2 separate regions of the Homo sapiens genome follow, and region 1 is linked to region 2. Evidence: chromatin contacts called from ENCODE Hi-C or POLR2A ChIA-PET data. All regions are on one chromosome and are shown on one strand. The core of a region is the stretch at or near the end of the contact, and the rest is flanking DNA. Distances in the headings are between cores, read along the strand shown.

Evidence for each region. Hi-C counts contacts between places; a loop is a spot of excess contacts on that map. ChIA-PET counts read pairs that join two places held with the same protein, here RNA polymerase II (POLR2A). Pooled maps may share reads with other maps.
Region 1: a loop to region 2 is called in a pooled map, with 3 times the contacts of the local background. The contact joins two enhancer-like sites. A Hi-C loop is called at or near these places in 1 of 168 maps with a recorded cell type or tissue (astrocyte of the cerebellum), 1 of 37 single-sample maps with no recorded cell type and 5 of 50 pooled maps. POLR2A ChIA-PET finds 5 or more read pairs at or near these places in 15 of 52 experiments (AG04449, AG04450, BJ and 12 more).

Annotation. Positions count from the first base shown.
Region 1 is chr1:24,767,758-24,773,351 of GRCh38, forward strand. All of the region lies in intron 1 of CLIC4 (chloride intracellular channel 4), which reads left to right. Among named protein-coding and RNA genes, the nearest start is that of CLIC4, 25 kb to the left of the region's middle. Within about 2 kb of position 2,599, at least 8 of the 41 ENCODE cell types and tissues checked have a DNase peak (open chromatin) inside an H3K27ac peak, as active enhancers do.
Region 2 is chr1:24,687,365-24,693,221 of GRCh38, forward strand. No RefSeq gene overlaps it. Among named protein-coding and RNA genes, the nearest start is that of SRRM1, 47 kb to the left of the region's middle. Within about 2 kb of position 1,372, at least 2 of the 41 ENCODE cell types and tissues checked have a DNase peak (open chromatin) inside an H3K27ac peak, as active enhancers do.

The DNA.
Region 1 (5,594 bases), core at 1,349-3,848, 82 kb after region 2:
AAAAGTAAAGAGGAATAATCTATGACATAGGATCTTATTGGTTCTGTACAAATACTCTTAATTAAAAATTTTTAATTAAAATTATATATATATATATTTTTTTTGGCATGGAGTTCCGCTCTGTCGCCCAGGCTGGAGTGCAGTGGCATGATCTCGGCTAACTACAACCTCTGCCTCCCAGGTTCAAGCAGTTCTGCCTCAGCCTCCCGGGTAGCTGGGATTACAGGCGCTTGCCACCACGCTTGGCTAATTTTTGTATTTTTAGTAGAGACGGGATTTCTCCATGTTGGTCAGGCTGATCTCGGACTCCTGACATGAGGTGATCCGCCCTCCTTGGCCTCCCAAAGTGTTGGGATTACAGGTATGAGCCACCACGCCCAGCCAAAATTTTCATTTTTTTAAGATATGGGGATCTTGCCATGTTGCCCAGGCTGGTCCCAAATTCCTGAACTCAAGTAATCCCCTTGTGGTGGCGTCCCAAAGTGCTGGGTAAAAGTACTTTTGAATTATGGATTTTGGCTTCCTGTGCTACCAAATTTCACTATTTCTTGATTTTTGTGGTATTCACCTTTACAACTGAACAGGTCATATATTAACTAGCCTTTATCTAATGCTTTCTTTAAAGGAAATGTAGACGTGCTTATATTTTTAACACATCTACATTTCTCTTAAAGAGAAGAGATTAAGCTCTTTTTATTTAATTTGTCTGGAAGAAGTTGAGATAGTGTAGATCTACAGGTTTTATATTTAGTAATTTTTAAGGAGTAAAAATGAAGTCTTCTAATTTTTCTAGACTCTATCTAAGATTATTGTTTTTAGACTTTTTCATCTTATACCACAATGAGATGATAAAGCTTAAAACATTAACATGTCGGCCGGGTGCGGTGGCTCACGCCTGTAATCCCTGTACTTTGGGAGGCTGAGGCGGTCAGTCAGGAGTTCGAGACCAGCCTGGCCAAGATGGTGAAACCCCATCTCTACTCATAATACAAAAATTAGGAGGCATGGTGGCATGTGCCTGTAGTCCCAGCTACTCGGGAGGCTAAGGCAGAAGAATCACTTGAACCCAGGAGGTGGAGGTTGCAGTGAGCCGAGATTGTGCCACTGCACTCCAGCCTGGGCGACAGAGTGAGACTCTGCCTCACCAAAAAAAAAAAAAAAAAGAAAAAGAAAGAAAACTTTAGCATGTCTGTAATTGGTAGATATAATCTCTATCATTTATTTAATGATAATTAAAAATAGCGGGGCATGGTGGCACATGCCTGTGGTCTCAGCTACTAGTGGGGCTGAAGCAGGAGATTGAGGCTGTAGTGAGCCACTCTGATTGCACCACTCCACTCCAGCCTGGGTGGCAGAGTGAGACTCTGTCTCAAAACAAAAGAAAACAAACAAAAAAACATAATGTAAGAATCATGAAGTGACTTTAAAATCTTTATTTTATAATAATGTTATAAGTTTTCTGAAGCTACTTAATTTATCACTATACAGAATAAACAGATATATAAAAAATGATCAGTAAGTTTTTGTTTCCCTACTAAAGCCAGAATAATGGTCATGAGGTAATAGATAGCATTGGGTGCTTACTATGGGCCAGGCACAGTGTGCCAGCCGTTTGCATGTGTTAGCTAATTTAATCCTCATATAAACTTTGAAATAGGTGCTATCAATACTGTTTAACACATGAGAATTAGAGAGATCATTGTTTGGGTATGGTTGCAGGGCCAGTAAGTAGCAGTACTGTGATTTGTACTAACGTCTTTGGGATTTCAGAACCTGAATCAATAACTTTGTTTATGTTATTTTTCTCTATTTATTTGAAACTTGAATGCTTTCCTAACAGAATTTCTTATGTTCTGTTTTCAGTCACCCTGAAAAAAAAATTCTGAGAATATTTAAGGATATTTCTAAAACATACTAACAACTAGTGAGCCTAGATGGTTCATTAGATGACTTTGGTTGCTTTCAGTTCTCTTGGTAAAATTTGAAAGGCAACTAAAATTTCCATTACCTCACCTCGTTGCATTTTGGGGGCCTGGTTAATTAGTATTTTATAAAGCACTTTAGAGGGTTTATTTATAAACTTGTTAAGGAACCTGACTTGAATGTCTTTTTTTTTTTTAAGGCAGAGTTTCACTGTTGCCCAGGATGGAGTGCAGTGGTGTCATCACAGGTCACTGCCACCTTGACCTCCTGGGCTCAAGTGATCCTCCTCCTTTAGCTCCCTGAGTAGCTGGGACTTGCAGTGCCACCATGCCCAGCTAATTTTTTTTAAATTAATTTTTTTGTGGAGATGAGGTCTCACTGTGTTGCCTAAGATGGTCTTGAACTCCTGGACTCAAGTTATCCTCCCACTTTGGCCTCCCATTACAGGCATGAGCCATTGTGCTTGGCCTCACATATTTTGATTTTAGGATTGTTTTCCAATTGAGAAATGTCTAAATGGTTCAAGTTTAACAAAAATCATATACTAATTTGTTAATTATTTTTCTGTGAGTTCTTTTCTTTCTGCCCTCTCCCTTTCTCCCTTCCTCCCCCTTCAGAGGTTGGTAGAAAAAAAAAAAAAAGGCAAGGAAGTTTCTTTTTGTGGAGAGAGGAAATGACTGTTGGTTCAAGACTTTATCCATATTAGGTATAAACTAAATATAGACGTGTAATCCAGGAGTGAAGTCACATCTATAAAGTTTCTTAAGCAAAGCTAATGAGATCAGCCAGTGCTTTTGGATCTGTTTTTTCCCCCCTTGCTTTTGGCTCACTTACCAAACTGATTAGTCTTATAGTCTGCCTGCCTTTGCTTCTTTAAAAAAAGAATAAAAAAATTATAAGGAATCTTTCTGTAAAACAAGCACACAAATTTTTAAAAAGTTGCTTTGTATATGAAGCATAGTCACTTATGCCTCCCTTTGAGGGGAGGTTATAAATAAATTAGCTTCTTTAATTTCTTGACCTTGTCATTTTCCTCACACCAATTCTTCTTCTTTTTTTTTTGTTTTTTGAGTTGGTTTTATCCTTGAGTCTTTGTCACATATTTTTACTGTGAGGCTGGACTCATCTTTGTAAGTTGTAAGAAACGTGTTTTACTTAGTATTTTCTTGGTTTATTCCATTTTTAACCATTAAAGCAGATCTCAGTATGGCTAAATGGTAATAGGATTTCTTCTGATTGGCTGGTTAGAGAGATTGTAATAGAACGGAATGATGGAATAAATCTGCTTCTGGTCACAGCACATGTCCTTCTCAAATAAGGACTTTGAAAAGTCCCCCAAAGCATTCTTACAATAATTATTTCCAACTCTTGTGTTCCTTCTTAGAGCCCTTTGCAAGCATTCCTAAACACTCAAGCCCTTACGAACGTGCTATGCTTCTGAAGAGAAGAACTATATACACACATCTGTGGCGCATCTTACTATAAATACTTTGGAATACAACTAATTGTGTAAAAAGTTTAGCTTAACATATTTCGGGGTTTTAGGGATCAGTTCATGAAACTAAATGTTCTCCAAGCCTAAGTTGGAATCTGTTCTGAATCCTTCTCTGACCATGTTGTTCCCTTAGCAGAACTACTCTTTCCTACTGTTTGGGGCAGTTTGTGCATTTTTATATTCTGCCACTCATCTGAATCACCTTTAATTACATTTTTGTTCCAGGCTAGAATGTAAATTCCAGGAGATCAAGGATAAGGGATTATTTTCTTTTTTCTTCTTTTTATATTTTAAATTTAAAAAATTATTATGTTCTTCTAAAGACTAAGGGACTATTTTCTTCATCTTTTATATCTACCCCCTACCACAAACCTTTATATATAGGAGATAATTCATTAATTCAGTAAGCATTTATTAGTGTTTTTTGGCAAATTGGTGTGCATAGTATAGGAATATAAGCATGTAAGAGAGAATATATTAAATATTTTCTGTTATTGTGTTCTATATTACCTCATAGTAAAATACCAGAGTTAAAAGTAGTATTCAGTTATTGAACTTGAGACATGTAATTGGGGTTTTGTAACTAGCTACTCACTATATAGCTATTGGTCTAAACCTAACAGATTGGTTTAGAGAACTAGAATATTATGTAACTGGAAGGCCAGGTTCAAGTCCTATGTGTATCCTAATTGATCTGCTACCTCATCTGTCAAGTGGGTGTATTTCTTGGAGGTGATGTTCAGTCCAGTTTGTATTATTTTATATGCCAAGGTAGCCTTAGGCTTGGCTTAAGCTTAGGCTTAGGCAGAAAGTTGAGCCCTGAGATTCCAACGTCAGATCCAGAGAATTAAATTCTCATAATTAGAAGCAATCTATTAGATAACAAAAATAGAGCCAATACAAATTCTTCATGATAATGGAGGCAGTTTGCCAAAGAAAGAAAAAATATTTCAGGAGTGAATTCTTTGACCCGAAAGAATATATTTTATTTCCCAGGTGAGCTCCTGAAAGAAAGTTTAAGGAAAGATTTTGTTTGTTGTATCTAAAATAAAGCAGACACAGAACCATTCTTCTTCTTCTTTTTTTTTTAAAGCCAGTCAAATTTATAGAATTTTCCTTCATCATATTTGAGTAACCTGTGCATTGAAATCCGAAGTAAAATATTTCAGTAAGAAACATCCTGCTATGTTATACTCTTCAGATATTTGAAGTTTTAGGCCAGCAAAGAAGATAGACAAGAATTCTGAATATTAACTTTCACAGCTGAAATACAGTGTTGAATATATAATTTTTGCGGAAACTAATTTTGTAATGTATATATATAGAGAGAGACGGAGTCTTGCTCTCTCGCCCAGGCTAGAGTGCAGTGGCACGATCTCAGCTCACTGCAGTCTCCGCCTCCCAGATTCAAGCGATTCTCCTGCCTCAGCCTCCTGAGTAGCTGGAATTACAGGTGCCCGCCACCGTGTCCAGCTAATTTTTGTATTATTAGTAGAGACGGGGTTTCACCATCTTGGCCAGGCTGGTCTTGAACCCCTGACCTCATGATCCACCCACCTTGGCCTCCCAAAGTGCTGGGATTACAGGTGTGAGCCACAGCGCCCGGCTGATTTTGTAATATATTTTAATGAACATTTAAAAATACATAATCCAAAATTAAAACAAATGAGGAAGATTCATTAATTTATTCATGTTTGTTGAGAGCTAATATTTTATACTATTAATAAAATATTGTATAGCATTTTCATGATTGCAGTTTTTCATTGTTTATGGTCATCTTCATTAATCCATTGTTCTTAGTCATTTAGAGGTCTGAAATTTGGCTTTAAGCAATATTGTGATATATATCCTTACAGCCAATTTTCTGTGCATGTCAAGCAATTGTGTTTTAAAAGTCCCCCACATATCTCATTTACCCTCTGAATTCTTTATTTTCCTTTTGTTTACTTAAACTGTAATCTCTCTTTTTTCACACTTCACCTGGAATGTAATCTCTTAAAAAGAAAAAACTTTCTGCAGAATTTAGGTTTTTTACAAAGGGAAAATTGGATTTTTGACTCTACTACTGAACTCTTGGTGGAGTGTCTAGTTAAAATTGGTCTGAGAACTTGATGAACAGAAATAGCTGCCTTAAGCATAGATGGGGAAGAATAATATTAATTTCTTGAACATTTCA
Region 2 (5,857 bases), core at 122-2,621:
AATCCCACCATCCTAATATAATCAAAGACACCTGTCCTAGGTCAAATGTCCTACCTGGCTACACCGAACCCACCCTGAGCTCCTCTCCTCTAATATATAAAATGAGTCAGGTTTTTTCTCTATAAGTACATTCATAGCTACAAATATCAGGATCATACCAGATACACATAATATTTAATATTCTTTTTTTCACTGGGCATAATATGAACTAGAATTATAGCATACTTTTTTTTTTTTTTTTTGAGACGGAGTCTTGCTCTGTCGCCCAGGCTGGAGTGCAGTGGTGCAATCTCGGCTCACTGCAACCTCCACCTCCCGGGTTCAAGTGATTCTCTAGCCTCAGCCTCCCGAGTAGCTGGGATTACAGGAGCGTGCCATGCCCAACTAATTTTTTTTGTATTTTTTAGTAGAGACAGGGTTTCACCATGTTGACCAGGTTGGTCTCGAACTCCTGACCTCAGGTGATCTACCCGCCTCGGCCTCCCAAAGTGCTAGGATTACAGGCGTGAGCCAGCATGCCCAGCCTAATTTTTGTATTTTTAGTAGAGACAGGGTTTTGCCATGTTGGCCAGGTTGGTCTGGAACTCCTGGCCTCAAGTGATCTGCCCGCCTCGGTCTCCCAAAGTGCTGGAATTACAGGCATGAGCCATCACACCCAGCCAGATGCTTCTATTTATTTAAACTTTAACCTCTGTAGGTCAAATGGTAGTGATGGTACCCACCTTCACAGGGTTTTTGTGAGCATTAAATTAGACAAATGAAACACAGGCCCTGTCCCAGCGGAGATCATGGCATGTGGGCAGGGGTCGAGGGTGGGAGCCAGGGGACACTCAGGCAGTGATAAAACAAGGTGACTGGTGACACAGAGAGGGGAGCTGTGCAGTGTAGCAGTGGTCAGCAGTCCTGCAGCCAGCTTCTCAGCCACAGACATACTTACTGTGAGACCTGGGCACATGACTTCACCTCCCTCAGCCTCCTCTGTTTCCTCTTCTGTTAAATGGGCATGGATTCAATAACATCATACAGGTAGAGGGCTTAGCTCATGCCTGGCATGTCACAAGGGCTCCATCAATGACAGTTTTCAGTGTTCCATCAAATCTTACATACGTGCAATTGTAGGATGCACCACCACCTATTAAACCACCACCGCATTCATTGTAAGACGTATCTGACTTTAGAGAGGTCAAAATACAGGGGAAAAAAGTCTTAAATTTCACTATATCCAGTGTCATTATTCAGAAGGGTCTGGGACACTGAGGTAGGGCTCCTGAGTTAGCTCAGGGACACACTCATCCGTCACTCTCAATTTCTTCGTCTCTGTCCCTCTCTCTGGCCTTCTCTTCGTTTTCTGAGCCTTCCACTAGGTGGCACCCGGGCCTGGGTGCCTGCTGTGGAGCTGATGCCCTGAGGTCAGTCCTGCCCCTCCGGCTTCTCCATGCTTTCTTCCCCTTTCCTTTTTCCTCCTCCCCACCTTTTATCCTGCAAGTGGGAGGCTTTGATTCAGTGCTCAGAGGTTCCCTGTAGGATTGCAGAACTTGAAGAACAGCTACAGGGCTCCTGCCGTCCACTGGCTCCAGCCCATCCCAAGCGGGAATTCCTTCCCAGCAAGTCCCCAGCTCTCACTTGCATACCTTCAGTGGCAGGAAACTCACTACTTCATGAGGATCCCGTTCCATCGTGGTCATGCACTTGGGCTCTGAAGACGCTCCCCCGAGGGTCCTAGGGAACCCACTTTCTAGTCCTTCAACAGCAGGCGACTTGGGCCTTTGTCTACTTTGTGTACTGGGGAGTCCCCAAGGCCTGGCACAGGCGAGGCATTGAGTGAATGAATGACAGTCAATGAACACACTCAGTTGTTCTGTGCATCTGTTTCATTACCTGTGAAACAGGGTTAATAATAGTATTTACCTCATAAGGCTGTGAGGATTAAATGAGACAGGACCTCTAAACAGGTTTAGTGCCATGCCTGGTACATAATAAATCCTCAGCAAATATTGTTTTCCTCTTATTTTTTCTCTTCTTTAATAGCTACAGATAGCTCTACTCTTTTTTTCTTTTTTTTTTTGACGTGGAGTTTCGCTCTTGTTGCCCAAGCTAGAGTGCAGTGGTGTGATATTGGCTCACCGCAACCTCCACCTCCCAGGTTCAAGTTATTCTCCTGCCTTAGCCTCCTGAATAGCTGGGATTACAGGCATGTGCCACCATGCCCAGCTAATTTTTGTATTTTTAGTACAGATGGGGTTTCTCCATGTTGCTCAGGCTGGTCTCCAACTCCCGACCTCAGATGATCCGCTGGCCTTGGCCTCCCAAAGTGCTGGGATTACAGGTGTGAGCCACCACACCTGGCTGCCATAGCTCTGCTCTTATTATCTGAAAGATCTGTTTTAGAGCAAAGTGATTCTGATTTTTTTTTTTTTTTTTTTAGACAGGGTCTCATACTGTTGCCCAGGCTTGGAGTACATGGCATGATCACAACTCACTGCAGCCTCGACCTCCTGGGCTCAGGCAATCCTCCCACCTTAGCCTCCCAAGTAGCTGGGACTACAGACGCATGCCACCATGCCTGGCTAATTAAAAAAATTTTTTTGTAGAGACTGGGTTTTTCATGTGGCCCAGGCTGGTCTTGAACTCCTGGGCTCAAGCGATCCACCTGCCTTGGCCTCCCAAAGTGCTGGGATTACAGGCATGAGCCACGGTGCCCGGCCTGATTCTAATTCTTAAAATTTTCACACAGGCTGGGTGCGGTGGCTCCCACCTGTAATTCCAGCACTGAGCCCTTACTGCATCTCATTAATTCTTCCACCTGTGTTCCTGGGCATTCTTCTCCCATTTTATAGATGAAGGAACCAAGGCACACAAAGGTCACATAGGCTGGGCGCGGTGGCTCACGCCTGTAATCCTAGCACTTTAGAAGGCCAAGGCAGGCATATTGCTTGAGCCCAGGAGTTTGAGGCCAGCCTTGGTAACATGGAGAAACCCCATCTCTACAAAAAAATTAGCCAGGCGTGATGGCACGCACCTGTAGTCCCAGCTACTCTGGGAGCTGAGGCAGGAAGATCTCCTGAGCCTGGGAGGCAGAATCTGTCTCAAAAAAAAAGAAAGTCACATAGCTGGTGAGCAATAGAACCAGGATTTAGATCTTGTCTGTCTGACTCCAGAACCCACCCCTTCACCTCTAAGCCTTATTAGTAGAGACAGGGTTTCACCATGTTGACCAGACTGGTCTCGAACTCCTAACCTCATGATCCACCCGCCTCAGCCTCCCAAAGTGCTGGGATTACAGGTGTGAGCCACCACGTGCCTGGCCTTTTTTTTTTTTTTTTTTTGAGATGAAGTCTCACTCTGTCATCCAGGCTGGAGTGCAGTGACACAATCTTGGCTCACTGTGAGCCGGGTGTGGTGGCACGCACCTGTAGTCTCAGCTACTCAGGAGGCTGAGGCAGAAGAATCGCTTAAGCCCGGGAGGCGGAGGTTGCAGTGGGCCAAGATCGAGCCACTGCACTCCAGCCTGGGTGACAGAGCTAGACTTCCAGTCAAAAAAAAAAAAGATCCTCATAGGAGCACGAACCCTACTGTGAAGTGTGCATTTGAGAGATCTAGGTTTTGTGCTCCTTATGAGAATCTAATGACTGATGATCTGAGGTGGGAAGATTTCATCCTGAAACCATGCTCCTGCTGCCTGTGGAAAAATTGTCTTCCACAAAACTGGTCCCTGGTGTCAAAAAGGTTGGGGACTGCTGCTCTAGAGGATGTTCTGGGGCCTGTGGGGAATTTTCTGTTCTGAGCCTTCCACGTACTACCCCGATGTCATGGCTATTACATGGCTTCCCAGCATATGTTCCCTGTCTCTCCCACCATCAGAGCCATATTGGGCTCTACTGGAATTCTATGCTAGTGGGTGGGGTTGGTAGCACTCTTCCAGGGTGGGCTCTGATGACCCTGGAGGAGAAGCCATATGCATCCAATCTCTCTAGTCACAGAAATGAACACTACCTCAGTCAGAGCCAAGGATTTGCCAAGAGAAGTCAGTGGAGCTTTTTGAGGGAGAGAAGCTGCTTTTCATTTCTACAGGAGTACTGGAAGAGGTACTCTCTTTCCCTGGACAGTGTGTTAAGGGGATGTGAGAGCTAGAGATGCAGTAGCTCTTATTCCCAAAAATTTCTGTTGAGAATGAAGTCAACATACAGAGGAAGGCAGAGCCCAGAGACTTCAAGAAGAAAAAGAACCTAGGCCAGGCACAGTGGTTCACACCTGCAATCCCAGCACTTTGGGAGGACAAGGCGGGAGGATCGTTTCAGCTTGTGTTCAAGACAAGCCTGGGCAACATTGTGAGACCTCTTCTCTACTAAAAAAAAAAAATCTTTTTTTATTAGCCAGTTACTTGGTCCCAGTTACTTGGGAGTCTGAGATGGGTGGATCACTTTAGCCCAGGAGAATCGCTTGAATAGAGGCTGCAATGAGCCGTGATTGCACCACTGCACTCCAGCCTGGGCAACAGAAGGAGACCCTGTCTCCAAAATAAGAAAAAAAGAAAACAATGAAAGAAGAAATAGAACCTAGTCTGTGGTGTTATTAGTTACTTATTGCTGTGTAACAAATCACCCCCAATTTAGCAGTTTAAAACATTTATTGGGCCAGGCGCAGTGGTTCATGCCTGTAATCCCAGCACTTTGGGAGGCCGAGGCAGGTGGATCACGAGGTTAAGAGTTCAAGACCAGCCTGGCCAACATGGTGAAACCCCGTCTCTACTAAGAATACAAAAATTAGCCGAGCGTGGTGGCAGGCGCCTGTAATTCCAGCTACTCGGGAGGCTGAGGCAGGAGAATTGCTAGAACCCGGGAGGCAGAGGTTACAAGGAGCCAAGATCGGGCTACTGCACTCCAGCCTGGGTGACAGAGCAAGACTCTGTCTTGAAAACAAAAAAAAACAACAATAACAAAAAACATTTATTATCTCCCAGAGTCGCCAGAGTTGAGGATTGGAAATTGGAAGAGATCCCAATTAGTGGTTCTGGCTCAGGGTCTCTAATGTGTTTATAGTTAAGATGTTGGCTAGGGGTGCAGTCATCCACTTCCAAGATGGGGCTGGAGGATCCACTTTGAAGATGGTGCACTCATGTGGCAATTGGCAGGAGGTCTCAGTGCCTCACCAAGCGGGCTCTCCATAGCAGCTAGCTTTCCCCAGAGCGATGATGACGATGACGATGACGATGATGATGATGATGATTGTGTGTGTGATAGAGAGAAGGAAGCCACAGTGCCTTCTACAACCTGCACACTATCATCTTTGCTTTTTTTCTATTCATTAGAAGCAAGTCACTATGTCCAGCCCACAGCCAAGGGAAGCATAACTAGGATTCCTTTTAAAGGAAGTGCCAAAGAACGCATGGACTGATTTTAAACCACACCGTAGTGACGCCACTCGAGCTGCTGGAGGAAGCCCTCACCTGAGGACTCACCTCGAATCCAGTTAATTCCCCTTATGGTGAAGCCAGTTTGACCTAGGTTTTCTAAGTCATACCATTCAAAGAATGATTTTTATCTTCCTCATCTTATCCTCCAGATCTGCCTTGTCTGACTATGCTCCTTTTATGGGCAGTGGTGGGAGCTGGGCCCAGACTCTAGGGGAGGAAGGGTGGACCCTTCTCACCTTCTCAGTCTTTGGTCCTATTTTTTTTCTTTTTTTTTGAAAAGGGGTCTCACTTTGTCACCCAGGCTGGAGTGCAGTGGAGCTATCATGGCTCACTTGCAGCCTCAACCTCCCAGGCTCAGATGATTCTCTCACTTCAGCGTCTCAAGTAGTTGGGACTACAGTCTCACACCACCATATCTGGCTAATTTTTTTGTATTTTTAATAT